2 separate regions of the Homo sapiens genome follow, and region 1 is linked to region 2. A link is an interaction called in ENCODE POLR2A ChIA-PET data of the cell type or tissue named here. Cell type or tissue: Panc1. All regions are shown on one strand. Each heading gives the region's core, and the rest is flanking DNA. Links, peaks and the distances in the headings are about the cores only.

What was found. Peaks named below come from ENCODE experiments on the same cell type or tissue, not always from the same donor. Only the 100,000 strongest peaks of a DNase experiment are listed, where the experiment ranks them.
Region 1: POLR2A ChIA-PET joins it to region 2 with 14 read pairs; 3 of 35 experiments call an interaction of 5 or more read pairs at or near these places.

Annotation. Positions count from the first base shown.
Region 1 is chr10:132,149,624-132,155,314 of GRCh38, reverse strand. It overlaps JAKMIP3 (Janus kinase and microtubule interacting protein 3), which reads right to left. Exons shown (of 24, transcript NM_001323087.2): 16 at 5,274-5,333; 17 at 2,292-2,357; 18 at 1,488-1,556; 19 at 1,325-1,402. Among named protein-coding and RNA genes, the nearest start is that of JAKMIP3-AS1, 34 kb to the left of the region's middle. In Panc1, for the core only: no CTCF peak of the experiment used is centred there; no DNase peak of the experiment used is centred there.
Region 2 is chr10:132,295,960-132,301,650 of GRCh38, reverse strand. The region is part of intron 1 of STK32C (serine/threonine kinase 32C); the gene reads left to right. Among named protein-coding and RNA genes, the nearest start is that of STK32C, 9.1 kb to the left of the region's middle. RefSeq lists a silencer at 3,636-3,799. In Panc1, for the core only: no CTCF peak of the experiment used is centred there; no DNase peak of the experiment used is centred there; H3K27ac peaks cover 1,228 bases.

The sequences.
Region 1 (5,691 bases), core at 322-5,321, 150 kb after region 2:
GACCAGTGCCTGCCACATAGGAAAGGCTCTTGAGTAGGCTGTCATTATAACACTATCATTACCATCCTCATCACCACCACCACCATCATCACCATCATCATTGATCACTATTGTCACCATCATGATCACCATCATCACCACCACTACCACCACTGTCATGATCATCACCACCATATCACCACCATCACCATCATCATGACCATCATCGCCACCATCATCATCACTACCTCCAGCAGCATCACCATTACCACTACTACCACCATGTCATCATGATCATTGCCATCATCATCACCATAACCATTATCATCATCATCATAATCACCATCATCCCCATCATGATCACCATCATGATAACCATTATCACCATCATAATCACCATCATCACCATCCCACTACCACCACCGTCATCATGATCACGATCATCACCATCATCATCACCACCACTATCACCACCATCACCACCACCACCGCCACCACCATCACCATTGCCATTGCCAGCACAATCATCACCACCACCATTGTCATCATCACCATTATCATCACTATCACTCTGAGAGTTCCCAGGCTGAACTTGGCCCCAGGAATGAGCATTTTCATCCCAGCCCACTTTCCCTTGCTTTGAGTAGCCAAGCAGGTCTCCTCACAGGCATGAGGGTCAAGACCCTGCCTGCTGGGCTGGGTCCCGAGGTGAACCTCTTGGTGGTGACACTTGTCTTTCCACAACATGGCCTGATATCCTCCTGGTCGTACCTTCCGTCACGTGATAGGAGTCCAGCAGGGACAGATGATTTTGCTTGTGCAGTCACGGGGGAAGTAGCTCCCAGCGGGGAACCCAGTTCTGAAGCCTAGTTTTCAACCTAGAAACGTCCTATGCTCCTCCCAGCCACACCAGATGAAATAGAACAAGACCACACCTCCCACTAGTGAGCAGGCTGTTGTCCCAGAACAGCCACCAGTTTCTCCAGTTCCTCAGGGGAAGGGTGGGAGGTAGACACCAGCCCACACCAACACCTGGATGGCCTTCAGGAATCCGGGCATGTTTCTGTGCTTGAGTGACCTGCACAAAGGCTGTAGAACATTCTCACTGCACAGTGTGGGTTTAGGCCTCCTCAACTAATCCTGCTCCGTTTATGAAGCTCCAAGTGAAGACCCCATCAGGCAGCTCTGGAGAGCCAGAGCCTGCTGTGCAGGTGTCATTAGGGGCCATTAGGGGCCCTGCGACCTGGCCCACATGGGCACCTGAGGCACTGCTGGGCACCTGAGCCACGTGGCCGTTTCAGCCCAGTGCCCCTCCCCGGGGTTCCAGCAGTCTCGTGCCTCTCACCTTGTTGGCCTGGTCCAAGGCCTGTTTCCGGTAGTCCAGCTCCTCGTCCAGGTAGCCCTTCTGCTTACTGAACAGCTCCTGAAACACAGGAGGGCCATGCCTCGGTCTCGGATGTCCCACCTGCAGCACCGAGCCGCAGAACCTCGGTGAAGGTGCCACCAACCTTCTCGCTCTCCAGATCCACCATCTTCCGCTGCAGCGCCGCCTCTGTCTCCTCAATCTGCTGGAGCCACTGGACACAAACAGAACAAGCAGGACAGTGACCCCTAGGGTCCCCCACCCCGGCTCGTGGAGACAGCTGGGAGAAAAGCCAGGACAGCCTGGGTCTTCCTTCCTCTTCTCCTTAGGGAGGGGAGAGCACAGCCCTCTCCAGGGAGTTGAGGCTGCGCTGGCATCATGGCCCCACCCCTCCCACCCTCCAGGTGTCCAGGAAGTCTACCCCTGACACCTTCTCCAGGAGAGGAGGGACACTAGCTTGGGGCACCGTAGGAGAGACACATCTGCAGAGCTCTGCCAGGACAGGCGGGGAGGGGTGGCCTGTTTCTCCAAACCCCTATGTGCCAGGAGCACCCCTTCTCCTTGCTGTGGGAGGCCCAGCTCACCAGGCAGGTCAGGGCTAGGGGTGGGACTAGGAGCAGGTAGTGGGCTGGGTGGCCCCAGAAGGGGGTCAGGGTAAGTTGAACAGAGAACGCTGCCTGCAGACTCACCATACCTTCCCGCCTTTGGGAGGAAACGCAGACAGGGTTGGTGACAGAGCAAAGTGGAGCCGAATCTGTCCTTTGCAAAGATGCACAGTGGGTGCTGTCTGACCTGAGTGTGTCAGATCTCCCAGGGCAGACGGGGCTTAGTGGACCCCCCAAACCCGGCCCTGCAGGCCCTCCTCCCGAGATCACCACCTCTGAGCTGAGCAGGGCAGGAGACCCCAGGAGCCCGGCCCTCTCCCGACTGTCCACACAGCTGCTGTTACCTTTTCGGCCAAGGTCAGGACTGTCCTGGCTTGTATGACAACCACCTGCTCCTCATTGGTCAGGTTCTGCACCCAAAAGCAGAACACAGGTGCGGTCAGAAGCAGTGCCTTTGGGGGTGAGGGTGAGTGATGGATGCATGGGGAAGCTGACTGGGGAGGCTGACTGGGGACGCCTGGGTGGGGGCCAGAGCTAAAAAGTGCTTTGACTGACATCTCCCTCCCAGCATCTCTGACACCCTTGACTTGAGCTTGTTCCCTCCGGGTGCTGCCGATTTTGTTTTCTCTCATTCTCCCTCTGCTGGTAATCACCAGGTCTAGGTAACCAGCTGAGGCAGATGCGTATGCGCTGCTCAATGCAGGCAGGCCACCAATACATCCCCAGCAGTGGCTGCTGCTCTGCCCAGCCTCTGTCCCCTTCTGTGTTTAAAGCCAGCCTCTGCATATGCACCTGTGGTTATTAAAACACCACTTGGGAACAGTGGAGGAGAGACCACATGTTCATGGCTGTGAAATGGCTGAATCCCTGGAAGGTTTTGTCTCTTTTATGCATGTTTTATTCATGCTTCCTCCCCAACCGAGGGGCCCCTGGGTGGCCCTTCTGGGTAGAGTGATTATGGCTTTCGATGTGGGCACCTCACACTCTCAGACTCTGCTGCAGCCTGCATCCAGACCAGGGCTGCCTGACTCCAGCTCGTGGGGCCTCTCTGATTCTTGCCAGCTCACTCCAAAAGCCCTGTCCATGCCATTCTCTCCCTAGAGTGCAAGCTCCCTAACAGCAGGCATCTCTTGCTGTCCCCCAACCCCAAAGTCTGCACAGGGTCTCCCACAGGGGGGAGTCAGGCTCAGTCTGTAGTCCATGGTGGGGGCCAGCTGCACTCCTGACTCAGGCAAGAACCTCATCCTGCATGGCTGGGGCCAGGTGCCCTCATCTCTCCTGCCCTGCTCCCTTCTCCCATGGCAGGGCTGGGCAGGCCACAGACCTCTCCCAACACTTTAAGTTGGGGAGGCTGAGCAGGTGGCTTCAGGGTGACTGAGGGAATCTACCCAGATGTGATTAAACCACAAGTTGCATGTGAAGTCAACACTGATTGCACAGCCAGGCTTGAAGGGCCACTGTCAGCCCACTGTCAAGAGCTCCCCAGCATCTCCACAGGTCCCCTGAGCTTAAGCCTGGCCATGAGCCCTCCAGTATCCAACCTCCTCTGTCCCTGGGCTCTGTGACAATGGCCTCAGAGGCTGCATGATGACTGCAGGGCTGTCACACTCAGTGGCACTCTTGGTGGACAGCTATGGGGCTGGGCAGGAACCCTGAAATAGGCCTGGGTGGGGCTGGGTACCCCCAACTCTGCCACTACATCAGCTCTGTGACCCTGGGCAGTGCCTTTGGGGACTCAGCTTCTCCAACTGTGAATCAGAGTTGCCCAATACAGTTCCCAAGACCTCATGATGGGGCTGATACCCAGGACTGGACCCCAGAGATGTCAGGTCCACGGCCACCCTGCTGTGGCTCTTCGGCCACCTATGACCACAGTGGAGCCCCCAGCTCTGAGAGAAGCAGACCCACACCCAGAGCCTCCCTGCTGAAAGTACCCCTGCCCTGTGCCTCACTGCTCCCCAGGGGCTGGGCAGGCAAGGGGAGAAGGGAGTCCTCGGATGCAGAGCACTGGATGGAGGAAGTGGAAGGTCAATGAAGGTAGGATGAGGGATGGATAGATGGATGGATGGAGGGAGGGGATGTGGATAGGTGGAAGGATAAAGGATGAAGGATGGAAAGATGGATAAATAGCTTATGGAGGATGGATGAATGAATGAATGATGGAGGATGCATAGATAAATTATGGAGGGTGGATGGATTGATGGATTTTGGAGAATGGATGAATGAATGGAGGATGAAGGAAGGATGGATGGAGAATGAATAGATGGATTATGGAGGATGAATGGGAGATGGATGGATGGGTGAAAGGTTAATGGGTAGAGGATGGTAGATGGAGAAGGAATGGATGGAGGATGGTGGATAGAGGACAGATGGAGGATGGAGAATGAATGGATTAGGGATGATGGATGATAGATAGATGGAGGATGGATGGACAGATTGTGGATGATGGATAAATGGATGGATTAAGGATGATGGATGAAGGATAGATGAAGGATGAAGGATGGATAGATGGATTATGGAGGACGGATAAATGAATTGTGGAGGACAGATAGATGGATTATGGAGGATGGATAAATGAATTGTGGAGGACGGATACATGGATTATGGAGGACGGATACATGGATTATGGAGGACGGATAGATGGATTATGGAGGACGGATAGATGGATTATGGAGGACGGATAAATGAATTGTGGAGGATGGATACATGGATTATGGAGGATGGATGGATGGATTACACAGGATAGATAGATGGATGGATATAAGACAGAGCATGAATGAAGGGCTAGGTAGATGGTGCATTGATGGGGAATAAATGGATGGAGAGCAGAGGATTAGTAATGGGCGGATGAAAATTGGGATGAAGAGGTGCATTATTTTGCCCACTCAGTAATTAACATTCTTTCAAGGAGTTTGCTATAGAAATTGGAACTCTGCCCCAAATGAAATTTAGGAGTTATCTATAGAGTCTGCTTTTCCCCCAAGCCAAGGAAGTGGAACCCCTAAGGGTCTTGGTTTGTCTAAGAGCAACAGCCCCCTATCCTCATGGCAAGTATGGAAGGGCTGAGAGATCCCAGAAGCTGGGCAATGTGATGGGAAGTGCCATCAGCTGGAAGAACCAGGTGTGCACAGCAGAGGCCCCAGTGGGCCCTGGAGCAGTGTGAGGAAGGCTCCGATTCTGAGCAGGCTCTGGGCCTAGTGGAGGGTCTCAGGCAGGGTGGCCCATGGCAGGGCTGTGGGAGGCTGGCAGGGCCTCCTGGACCCCAGAGGGGCTGGGCTGGGGGTTGTGGGTGTAAGAGGCATGCACAAGCCAGGAGAGCGACATACACTTACGGCGTTATCGCCCAGGATGTCCAGCTTCTTCATCAGCTCCGCAACCACAATGTCCTAAGGCACAGAGGACAGGTAGGGGTGAGTGGCCACGGGGTGGGCAGAGGGGGTGGGGAAGGACAGGGCAGGGAAGGGCGGAGGGGAGGTGGTGGGGGTGGGGGAGGGGGAGGGGAGGGGCAGGGGTGAGGTAGGGCAGGGTGGGGGCAGGGGTGAGGTAGGGCGGGGTGGGGGCAGGGGTGAGGTAGGGTGGGGTGGGGGCAGGGGTGAGGTAGGGCGGGGTGGGGGCAGGGGTGAGGTGGGGCAGGGGTGAGGTGGGGGGGTAGGGGTAGGGTGGGGGCAGGGAGGGGGTGAGGTGGGGCAGGGAGGGGGTGGGGCGGGGGTGGAGAGGGTGGGGCGGGGGCGGAGGGGGTGGGGC
Region 2 (5,691 bases), core at 410-5,409:
ACTGGGATGCGGCATCTGTCTTCTGACCCGGATCTGAGGCAGGGTAGTCTGGTGTGTCCACTGGCGGGTTCCTGGGGAGTGTGGCCCCGTGCTTTTGGGCGGAGCATCCTGTGTCCCCGAGCCCACTGCGGGGCCTTGTCTTCCCCGGGGACCCCCACACCTAACGGGCGCTCCCAGCTGTGTCAGGCAGGACCCTCCTAGGGAGGAACCCGGGTTCCAGGCCAGGCCCTGCAGGACCACTCAGAGCAGCTTCCCAGACTTCCTCTTGAGCCCCTCGGCTCTTACATCAAGTAAGGGCCTGTGCCCTGTGGCCCTGACCCTGTCTCTTCCTGGTTGGGAAGCTCGGAGCTGCATCTGGGTTCACATTAGTGGAGGACCAGGCCTTCTACTTGGTGTCGGGAAGCTCGGAGCTGAATCTGGGTTCACGTTAGTGGGGGACCAGGCCTTCTACTTGGTGTTGGGAAGCTCAGAGCTGATTCTGGGCTCATATTAATGGAGGACCAGGCCTTCTACTGGGCGTTAGGAAGCTTGGAGTTGAATCGGACCTCGTGTTAGTGGACGACCAGGCCTTCTACTTGGTGTTGGGAAGCTCAGAGCTGAATCTGGGCTCACGTTAGTGGACGACCAGGCCTTCTACTTGGTGTCATTTCCCTTCCCAGCCAGATTTTCCTCCTCACCTAAAAAGCTCCGTTGAGCTGTGTGTTTCTCTGAACCTCCCTCTCTGCTGTCTGTGTATAACTGGAGATAAAAATAAAGCTCTGTGAACCACCATTTCTCCTGCTGCTGCTGACTAATACTTGGGCACGTGGCGAGACCTTGGTCTTCTCAGCCACCCTCCTGAGTGGGATGCCGCCTTGTTCGGCTCTGGCTGTCAATGGGGGCGAGTGGCCACCCGGGGTGGTATCTCTGTGCCTGGAGCGCTTCCTTACAGGTCTCCTGCCTGCCCTGGGCGTGGGCAGAGACGCAGGCCCCTCCCCTCTCCCAGTATACAGGCAGACCAACCTGCTGATTGATGATAAAGATCAGAACTTGAGACAGTTTGGGGAAAGCTATAAGCAATACAATTATTGTTATTTGTATGGTATGCCTGCTTCATCAGAAAACAGTTTCCTCATTGATTTGAAATCTATTGTTTTAAAAATCAAGGCTGCTGCAGAGATCAGCATGGCTGGGCAGGAGTGCAGACGGAGGTGCTTGCCCTGGCCTGGCTTTGTCCCCCCCAGATTCCATCCAGCCTCCTCTCACCCCACTTCTCCACCTGTGAGGAGGGAGCCCCCATGGTCTCTGCCATGCTTCCTTCTGGGCTCCGGCCCTGCCAATCCTGTGGAAACCCATCTCGATGTTATTTAAGTTCTGAAGCCAAGGAGATGGTGTAGGTGGGAGTCAGTGTCGCCCCCAATTTATTAAAAATAGGAACCGAGCACATTCCATTTCTCACAGTGATTTAGAAAGTTGACTTTGCAAAGGTTTCTCCTCTTTTGAATTCACATCATGACTCTCCGTCCTCCGAACGCAGAAGGCAGAAAGTGTGATAGAGCAGGAGAGAGGCGCCTCTGTGTTTGGAATGTCTGCAGGAGTCTAGCACGGGCGTTGCACGCATTCTGGGGCCTTGGCAAGGATGACATTTGTCTTGTTTTGACCACGATGCTGGGATGTGAGCAGGAGTCCGCGGGGGTTTTGGTGCCGCCTACTCCATGCACCTCTGCCTCTCCCTGTGCCAGCGCCCTGGGTCCCGTCCTCAGTCACTTTGTGACGTCTGACCTCAGAGCCTCTGTTCGCTGTGGGAAAGCTGTTCCTGGCGGCTCTTGTGCCCAATAACAGGGCTCGGGGTCCTGGCACCGCGTTTCTCAAACCGGGTCCTGTTCGTGCCCAGGGGACACATTGTTCCACTTTTCTGTTGCTGCTAGTAAACTACCCTACACTAGTGACTTATCAGCCTCCTTGTGGTTTCTCACGATGCTGTGGGCTAGGAATTTGGACAGGGCCTAGTGGGGACGGGTGTCTCTGCTCTGCATGACGTCTGTGGGACCAGAATGTCCACCGTGGCTCCCTCATCCATGTACACGGCACCTCGGCCAGAGCGGCTCAGAGAGCTGCGGGCTGGTGCAAACCTCCCCAGGGGTCTTGTCCTGAGGTCTCAGTTAGTTTGCTGTTGGCTGGTGGATCAGCTGTCCATGCTGCTGGGTCTCGTCCTGGGGTCTCAGTTCGCTGTTGGCTGGTGGATCAGCTGTCCATGCTGCTAGGTCTTGTCCTGGGGTCTCAGTCCACTGTTGGCTGGTGGATTAGCTGTCTGTGCTGCTGGGTCTTGTCTTGGGGTCTCAGTTTGCTGTTGGCTGGTGGATCAGCTATCCATGCTGCTGGGGTCTCAGTCCACTGTTGGCTGGTGGATTAGCTGTCTGTGCTGCTGGGTCTTGTCCTGGGGTCTCAGTTCTGCTGGTGGACTAGCTGTCTGTGCTGCTGGGTCTTGTCTTGGGGTCTCAGTTCGCTGTTGGCTGGTGGATCAGCTATCCATGCTGCTGGGGTCTCAGTCCACTGTTGGCTGGTGGATCAGCTATCCATGCTGCTGGGGTCTCAGTTCCACTCTTGGCTGGTGGATTAGCTGTCTGTGCTGCTGGGTCTTGTTCTGGGGTCTCAGTTCTGCTAGTAGATTAGCTATCCATGCTGCTTAATGAATTTCCTCATAGCCTAGTGGCCCACAGTGAGCTCCATCTTATCGTTTCTGAGTCGGTGATTCAGGAGTGGCTTAGCCGGTGCATCCTCTTGGTGTCTCTCATGAGGCTGCGGTGAAGATGGCAGCTGGGGCTGCTGTCACCTGAAGGTTTGACTGGGACTGGAGCGACCACTTCCAGGCCAGCTTCCCCATGTGGCTCCTGGATGGAGGCCTCTGTTCCTTGCAAAGGGAGCTTCCCCACACACTGCCTGGGTGACTCCACACACTGCGCTCAACTCCCTCCCAGTGACCCCACACACGGCGCTCAACTCCCCCCCAGTGACCCCACACACGGCGCTCAACTCCCCGGTGACCCCACACAGGGCGCTCCCCTCCCTCCCTCCCCAGTGAGCTGAGCAGGAGCGAGAAGCCACAGCGAGGATCTCAGCCACAGGCTCCTCCCAGCATGTCCTGTTAGGAGCAAGTGAGCAAGTCCAGCTCATCCTCAGGGGAGGGGAGCTGGACCCCGCATCGGAAGGGGCTGCCGTGGGACCTGTGGACTTGTCTCACACCACCACAGCCGTCCTCAGAGTCTCGGCTTCTTCGCCCCACTGGGCCCCACATTGGGGCAGGAGGAATTCCTGAGAGGCCCCAGGGCGCCCACAGACGCAGAGTAGAAGATGCCGGGCCTTCTTGAGGCTTAGGCCTGGGCTGGCACCGTGTCACTTTGACTGCTTTCTGCTGGTTGGAGCCAGTCACAGGCCCAGCTCAGATTCAGGGGAGGGACCACACAGGGTGAAGTCTCCGCATCTGGGGGTGGGCTAGGGCTGCTGCGGGTCGGCCGGGCTGTTTGGAAGAGCTGGACATGGGGCCGGGAGAGCAGGGACGAGTTGGAAGCGTGACCTTCAGGGAGTGGTGCTGCTGCCTGCCACCTGCCAGCATCACACAAGTTCTCTCTCAGCCACCTCTAACCCCAGTTTAGCCAAATGGCCAAGCACCAGCCAGTGTACCCGGGTTGCTGCCGCAGAGCACCAAGACCCCAGGAGACACAAAGCATCTTCTGAGCTTTGAAACTGAAAGAGCTTGGAGGGAAGGCTGTTTGTACTTGAGAACAAACAAACAGGAAGTTGGAGTGGAGTCAACATCTTCCTGAGTTTGGAAAATAAAGCCCCAGAGACCAGGCGGGTGTGCACCTGCTGCTGGCCGCGGGGCGGGCCCCTGACTACGGGGGCTTCGCCGGGGAGTCTCGGAGCTCTGGCTCAGGGCTTCCTGCACTGCCCCTGGAGGACGCACCTGTGACTGCCAGGGTCTTTGTTTATTTTGCCCCCAATTCTTTTTCCTTTTTCTTGTAAACATCAGTCATCTTGTGTGTCTGAAGTGATGTTTTATCTCCAAAGGCAGAAAAGATAATCTGTAAAGTTAGCACATGACTGAAAGAGGGAAAAAGATGAAATAGGAAGAAAGATACAAAGGAAAAGGGGAGGAAAAAAAATCTGTTCTGAAGAAAGCATTGGACCCTGGGACCCCAGCCCCAGAGTGCGTGGCCCAGCTAGTACCGGGGCTGGCGTGGCCCCTGGTGGGGCTGGGAATTGTAGGTGGCAATTGGAAAACCCAGGGTGGGCTAACCAGGCACAGCCACAGCAGGCCCTTCGGTGGATCTTCGGGGTCTGCTGGCAGCGGGGGCGGAGGCACCGGTGGGGTGGCAGCGAGGACTGGCTGCCCTGGACACGCTGGGGATGGCCACGGAGGAGGGGCTGGGGCATGTCCTGCAGAGGGTGTGGGGTGGGAGCCAAGCAGGAGGGGAGTCCTCTGTCATTGGGTCCTGGTGCCCCTTCCCCAGAGCCACAGCAGCCAGAGGCGCAGGAAGGAAGGGGCCTAAGCCGTGACTGTCACCCGCCCAGAAGCTGCACCTGCTCGGGCACCACAAGGAAACAAAAGGTGAAAGGGGTGGTGAGTCAGTGGCAGGAGAGGACACTGGGCAGAGCTGTGCCCAGGCCTTGGCCTCTGTCTGTGGCGATGTCCGCCTCCCTGTCTCTGGGCTGCCTCTCCTTCCCTGCACCCCCTGCCGTGGTCTCCCCACTGGCCCTGACACTCCTTTCCAGAGCCGCAGAGGCTTTCGGCGTCCCAGAGGGCGCGGGCCTGCGAGTCCTGCCTCTGTGGCCACCATGCCCCGGGGTCGCCTGGGACATCTGCTTCCTGCCTGCTGATCGGTGCCATTCCTCACAGCGGCCCCTTTCTGTCTCCAAGTGGCCTGGTTTGGATGATCAATTGTGTGGTTGCCCGGTCTAACCACCAGATGCTGTGCCAGGACGATCTCTTTCTTCCTTTATAGCTTTTTATTATATAATGAAAGTGACGAGAAAAAAATTAAGAAATCCAGCATCTTGTGTCATGTCAGCACTGATAAACAACCATTTGTAGTTTTTCACATGACCTCCCAGTTCGTACTGGAAAACATGCAAAATCTATGTGGCCTTTTAAATTTCAGGATAGTTTAGATTTATAGAAAAGTTGTGAAGCTGATACAGAGAGTTCCCTTGTTCCCCAGAAGCAGTTTCCCCTTACGTCACCGTCTGGCATTAACCGGGTACATTTGTCGTAACTAGAGGACCCGTATCCATACCTCGTTGTGAACTGAAGTCCACACTGGGTTCAGATCTCCTCAGTTGTTCCCCGGTGTCACTTATCTGTCCCAAGATCCCGTGTTACATGAGTCTCCTGGCGCCTTAGTCTACTCCGTGCTGTGACCGTTTCTCAAACTTGCTTTTTATGACCTTGACAGTTTGGACACTGGTCAGCTGTGTTGTAAAATGTCCTTTAACTGGGATTCATTTGATGTTTCTCTCAGGATTATGGGCCTTTGGGAGGAAGACCACGGAGGTAAATGCCATTCTCATGATGTCATACGAGATTACACGCTGTCCACACACCTTCCTGCCGATGCTGGCCCTGTCACTGGTGAGGTGTCTCCACCATGACGTCCCCTTTCCCCCTTTTCCACACTGTCCTCCCTGGCAGGATGGCACCATATGCAGCCCACA